Regions from separate parts of the Homo sapiens genome. Here region 1 is linked to region 2. The links are chromatin contacts, found by Hi-C or POLR2A ChIA-PET in ENCODE. All regions are on one chromosome and are shown on one strand. The core of a region is the stretch at or near the end of the contact, and the rest is flanking DNA. Distances in the headings are between cores, read along the strand shown.

Evidence for each region. Hi-C counts contacts between places; a loop is a spot of excess contacts on that map. ChIA-PET counts read pairs that join two places held with the same protein, here RNA polymerase II (POLR2A). Pooled maps may share reads with other maps.
Region 1: a loop to region 2 is called in a map of gastrocnemius medialis, with 8 times the contacts of the local background. The contact joins two enhancer-like sites. A Hi-C loop is called at or near these places in 2 of 168 maps with a recorded cell type or tissue (CD8-positive, alpha-beta T cell and gastrocnemius medialis) and 1 of 50 pooled maps. POLR2A ChIA-PET finds 5 or more read pairs at or near these places in 4 of 52 experiments (B cell, BJ, GM12878 and 1 more).

What each region holds. Positions count from the first base shown.
Region 1 is chr2:226,351,958-226,354,657 of GRCh38, reverse strand. No RefSeq gene overlaps it. Among named protein-coding and RNA genes, the nearest start is that of MIR5702, 310 kb to the left of the region's middle. Within about 2 kb of position 1,342, at least 2 of the 41 ENCODE cell types and tissues checked have a DNase peak (open chromatin) inside an H3K27ac peak, as active enhancers do; they include gastrocnemius medialis, where a contact is called at or near this core.
Region 2 is chr2:226,318,902-226,321,601 of GRCh38, reverse strand. No RefSeq gene overlaps it. Among named protein-coding and RNA genes, the nearest start is that of MIR5702, 340 kb to the left of the region's middle. Within about 2 kb of position 1,326, at least 3 of the 41 ENCODE cell types and tissues checked have a DNase peak (open chromatin) inside an H3K27ac peak, as active enhancers do; they include gastrocnemius medialis, where a contact is called at or near this core.

The DNA.
Region 1 (2,700 bases), core at 93-2,592, 33 kb before region 2:
GAATCCTGTGTCTGTTAGGTAAGCATATCTGTAGTGACACATCTGTCTCTACTTGCCTGTATTTCAGAGCAATTAAGGAGACTTTAAACATAAGTGAGGATAGAATGACCAAGAAAAACTCAAGTGCATTCCAAGGCCCATGGTGTCATGCATGCTTGGGAAGGCCAATATCCTTGTGCATTTGTTCACTTATTTAGTGGAAGGTCCACTAGAATATGGGCAAAAGGAGTCACTTGGTAGACAGGAAACTTTTTATTAAGAGATACCTATGATGAAGCTACTTTATAAAAAGTCAGAATTATTTCTTGTATGAAATACTTATATCACTTTTAATAACACATAATGATCCTTATGATAATATAAACAGAAGTGAAATCTGAATGGGAACAAAATTTTATTTTCCTTCCCTCATTGAAAAGCCTCCCACTTTGTAGCTACTTCTTTTAGGGTTGTTACAGAATGATACACAGCCTATCTCTGTCACCCGGTATGTGGAATTCTTAGAATGAAAACCTGTGTAAGTACCAGAGCTCAAATACTTAACAGAATAATTACAGTGTAACCAGTGTTTCCACTTCCTTATATGTTATATTTTCATCAGCATTCTTAATAAAATGACAATTGAAGAAGCTGACTGAAAAGCCACTATCTTTGAGAACTCCTGGTCTTGAATTCCCTCGTGTTTCTGACATTTATAACGTTGCTTGCAGGACACTTTCATCCACTGTACTAGTTTGCATCTGTAGAGTGTATTTAGCTTCATAAAGCTCTTTTATATGCATCATATGATTTTGCATTTGTGGACTACTTTAGTGTTTATGAAGCACAGTCACCTAAATGGTATCATTTGAGTTTCACAACAATCTTGGTGTATTCATGAGGGGCCAACTGGAAATCGGCAATTTTAAAATATCCCCAGGTTGCAAAGGTAAGAGGGAAGAGGTAACCTGCTCTTGTAATGAAGCCACATTAGAAACCTGGGCTTCTCATTCCTTTTCCTGCAGGAAACCACCAACCAGTACAAAAAACCTTTGCAGATTTATGCAAAGAGGGAATGATGCACAGAATCTCGAACAGAATTTATGACAAAATTTCCACAAGCTGGGTGCAGCCCTAAGCGTAAGTCAGGGTAGGAGTGTCGCCCTTTTCCACGTTAAATCATTCCAGCTATATGAAGCACATTAAGATGACAACTGCAGGACACGGCCTTGATTTAGAACTGAGCCACACACCTGTTCATCTAAATATAAACAAATTTGTAACCTGAGCTCATGGCAGTCACTTGATGGTGAGCAAGTGAAAGCTGGGGCTGGTGCCTGCCTGCAGCCTGGCTCTGGGCTCACAAATGCACAAGGGCCAAGGAAGCACCCTGCCAACAGGATATTTGGCATTGTGTCTGGTGGTCACAGTGATCTTCTATCTCACCAGAGAGATTATAATTATTATCCTTCTTATCCGTATTGTTATTTTTAAGTGTGCTTAGTTTGCTCTTGTGGCTCCTCTTGTACCCAGCTTGTTGAATGTTCCAGGCCTTCTTGGTTCATATATGTGCAAGTTGCCTGAGTTGCTGTGTTTAAAGAAAGCGTTCTCTCAGGGAACTTGTTTGCTGGGCTCCAAAACACTGAATTAAATCTTACTGTCTATGTGAAGGCAATATTCTTTCAGGTTATAAAGTCCTTGATTATTCAAAGTAGGTAACTATTTCTTGATACTATCTATCATGCCTCTTTCTGTTGTTGCTCCAAGGGAAAGAGACCATGCTGAGTCCCTTGGAAAAGTTGCACATTATCCTTTACGGGTGGGATACTACAGAGGCAATGCAGATGACAGTAATCCAGTGGCAGGCATGTCACTGTGCATGTGGTAGAACTGGACAGAACTGGGACACTTGATTGGTCTGATTGGCCAAAGCATATGATTATCAGCATGTTCTGAAAGCATTATTTCTAGATGCAAAAAACCAGCAGATAAGTTTCTTAATTCTCTTTGAAAATAACTATGAATCTGTAATGCAATCCCAAAAGATTTGCATGTTGAAAATTTTAAACACACAGAAAAGCACCAAAGAAATTTAAAAAGTGTTTCCATTTTTTGGTTTACTTATATGCCCCCCACCCATACCTTGTAATTTTGTGAATTTCACCAAAATATCTTCTAATATGAATAAATGTCTTTGAATTCTTGTGATAAACCTTGAGTATGGTAAAATAGACGTATTTCGATATAAATGGAGATGTAGAGATCGATGTATAAATGTAGATAGGTCTAGCAGTAGTGACCATAGAGGTGTGTAGATCAGTTCTTCCATTGAGAGTTCAGGCTACAATGAGTAGCTGGCAGACACCCTCACCTGCCACCAATTTGGATTCTTCTTATTCACTCAGTGGCCACGCTGTCACTGGTCTGCTCTCAGCCAATGTCCAAGTGTGGCAGGAGTGTGGGCTGTTTTTGTCCCATCCTCCACCAAAAGAGTGAATCAAAACAAAATTGCAGCCCAGGGGAATGGTAAAGCTTAATGCTACCATTGAAAGCCTGGAAGATGCAAGGGTGGTGGTCCCCATTATATTCCCACTTCATTCACAGTCCGGCCCTTGCAGAAGCTAAATGGACCCTAAAGAATGGCTACAGATAAGGTCAGCCAAGTATCCCTAATCACAGCTGCTGTACAGATGTGGTATCAGTGCTAGAGTAGATTTATCC
Region 2 (2,700 bases), core at 77-2,576:
GCATATTTTTAATTGTTATAAAATTTTAAAATGTAAACTGTTTTCAGGAAACCCCTTAACCTACTTATGTATTGTTTAAAGAGGATTAAAAAGTGCTTTGTATTTTTTACCTTCTTAAAATTATTTATTTTATATCAATATAGATGTTAAAAACAATTACACACTGATCATATGAACATAAGTATTTTGTTCTTAATATTTTTTTCCACCAGAAGAAACTGAATTATCCATTTGTTACTGAAAAAAATGAGCAGTTTTTAAAAGAGGCAAAATTAATATTTTATTAAATGGGAAAATTTCTGTATACAATGCACTTTGTTGAGATGAATAGAATTATACATTATTGCTGGCAAAGAAAAGATCAAGATGATGTTATGTAAATTTACATTAGTACTTAACAGTTGCTATAGAATCATGAATCCAACAGACTTATTTGTGTTTATTAGTGACTTTAAATTAGATTCTTCAGTTTTTGTTGAAAGGCATAGTCCAAGTATTGCAGATTAATGGGTGCCCTGAACCTAGAATTCCATGTTTCTTCTTCCTTATCTCTCATGTGGAAGGACAGAGGAGACCAGGTATCTCCAAGAATTGTCTGTTTTTTTAATCCCTATCCCAAAAACATGTTTTCTAATGAAAGGACAGGAATGGTGCATAGAACTTTTAGGGAAGTGGGCCAAAGAAGGCTGAAAATTAGTGAACAGTCATGATGTGGGGCTGAGCACTCTACCTGTGTGAGCTCTCCTTGCCCCCTGAGCTCCTCTGGGTCCCTGAGTCCAGCCACTTTCATTGGATGGCACTCAGCTACTGCCACGGGGCACGCTAGCAGAGCACCAGCTAGCGGCGACTGGTGACCTGGCTTCTTGGAGCCTTCACTGGAAAATAAACTGAGCACACAATGGGCAATCTTTTGAATTCCATTCCAAAGAATTATATTTACAGAGCTGAGGTAGAGTACTCAACAGGGTGGGGCTGAAGAGCCCTGAATTAGCCACATCGATCCACGCAAGTGATGGCTATGTTCCCCACTGAAGAGGAAAGCCTTACAGAGTGAAGGGCTTTATCTTCTATTTAAAAACTCTATGGGCAAATTCATCAGGCTATCTGACAGGTAAATTAAGCAGGGTTGCAGCTTCCAGGGAGCCCAACTCATATTCCAACCAGGCAGCAACAAATCATAGCCAGTTCCATCCACTGGGCTTCCCCTTCAGGAGCTTAACAGGCTCAAAAACCAGCCTCAGAATTTGTGCCTCTCAGTCTGCCTTGCCATCCCAGCCAACTCTCTGAGAGTCACCAACAGGTGCTGTCACTTCTCCTGGATGTGGAGGCTATTCCTGGAACAGGCAGGCTTTTCTTCTTGCACAACCCACCCCAAGGGTAATTCATTCATTCCCAGGGCTTGGGGGAAGCTGTGGTGCTTATGAGGCAAAGCTTGGTCACTGTGGACCATGACAGTGAAGTAAGTGAATTCCTTTCAGGGACAGAGAGAACCAATACTTTCCACCCACTTTCACTATAATTGGAGAGAAAAACAACCCCAGCCAAGGGGTGGGGGGGAAGAAAAGAACTACAGAGGTCACCTTCCCGAAGAGAGATACTCTGTTGGCTGCAGGAGAGGAATTAAATAAATAAATTCTATGTCAGTTATTTGTTAAACATGCAGTGGATTACATTGCCTGAGATGCAGTGGTGAATAATACACTTGTGGCCTTGTCCACAAGGAATAAAATCCTCATGCCCCATTTGTACATTTTTAATGTCCCAATATATAATTAGATTGCTAATTAAAGGCAATGTCCTGGTCACTGCAGATAAATAAACAAAAATGACGTATATTTTTTCCCAGACCTTCATCCCTTCATGGCTATAGCTTCTCTAGTGCTTTTCATGAGCTCAGCCCTGCAGACAACACTGCCAACTAATTTTAGCCTTTTTCAGACTATCAGTGATATATTATTGGGCTGATTTCACAGGTGAGGGGATCAATGCTCAGTATCTTTTATCCATTCCTTCTTTCCCTCAACTGATATTGAGTGTCTACTATGTGCCAGGTACTGTTCTGGGGTCTTGCCCTAGAGGTCTGGGGGCCTGCAAAGTCCCTCACCCCTAGGCAATGCCTCTCTTCACAGAAGTTCTTTCCTCCTTGTAGATCTGCCCCACTCCATGCTGGATATGTAGGCTGAGGCTAGACGGAGGTTCACAGAGCAGGACTCATCACCACACTGAACCCTGTTTCTATGGTGGCAAATGCTATCATGGCTTTGGGTTCCCATTTGAGGAGCAGGACTTTGATGTGATTCTTTCGGCCCTCCCTTTGCTCTGAGGAGCCTGACACATTGTCTTGATAACCTGCTGGATGTTCCACTGGTGCTTAAACTGAGGTGCTGTCTGGCTCTTGCCAATCCTTGCAGGGGCTTGATAGCTGTCCTCTCACCCTTCAGCTCCGTATCAGGACCCATCCACCCTTCCCCAACTTCCTGGATGGCCTTCTCACAGAAGGGTCCTGTGTGTGGTCCCCCCAGACTCCTACTCGTAAACAAATGTACAGAAACCTAGGTTTCATTCCTGACTCCTCCCTCTCCTGCATCCCATATGCAGTCCACAAAAACTACTGCTTATTTCATCCTCAAAATGGCCCTGTATCTAGCCATTCTCTTTATCTCCTGGTCCAAGGTACTGTCATCGCTCCTTGAGCTACTA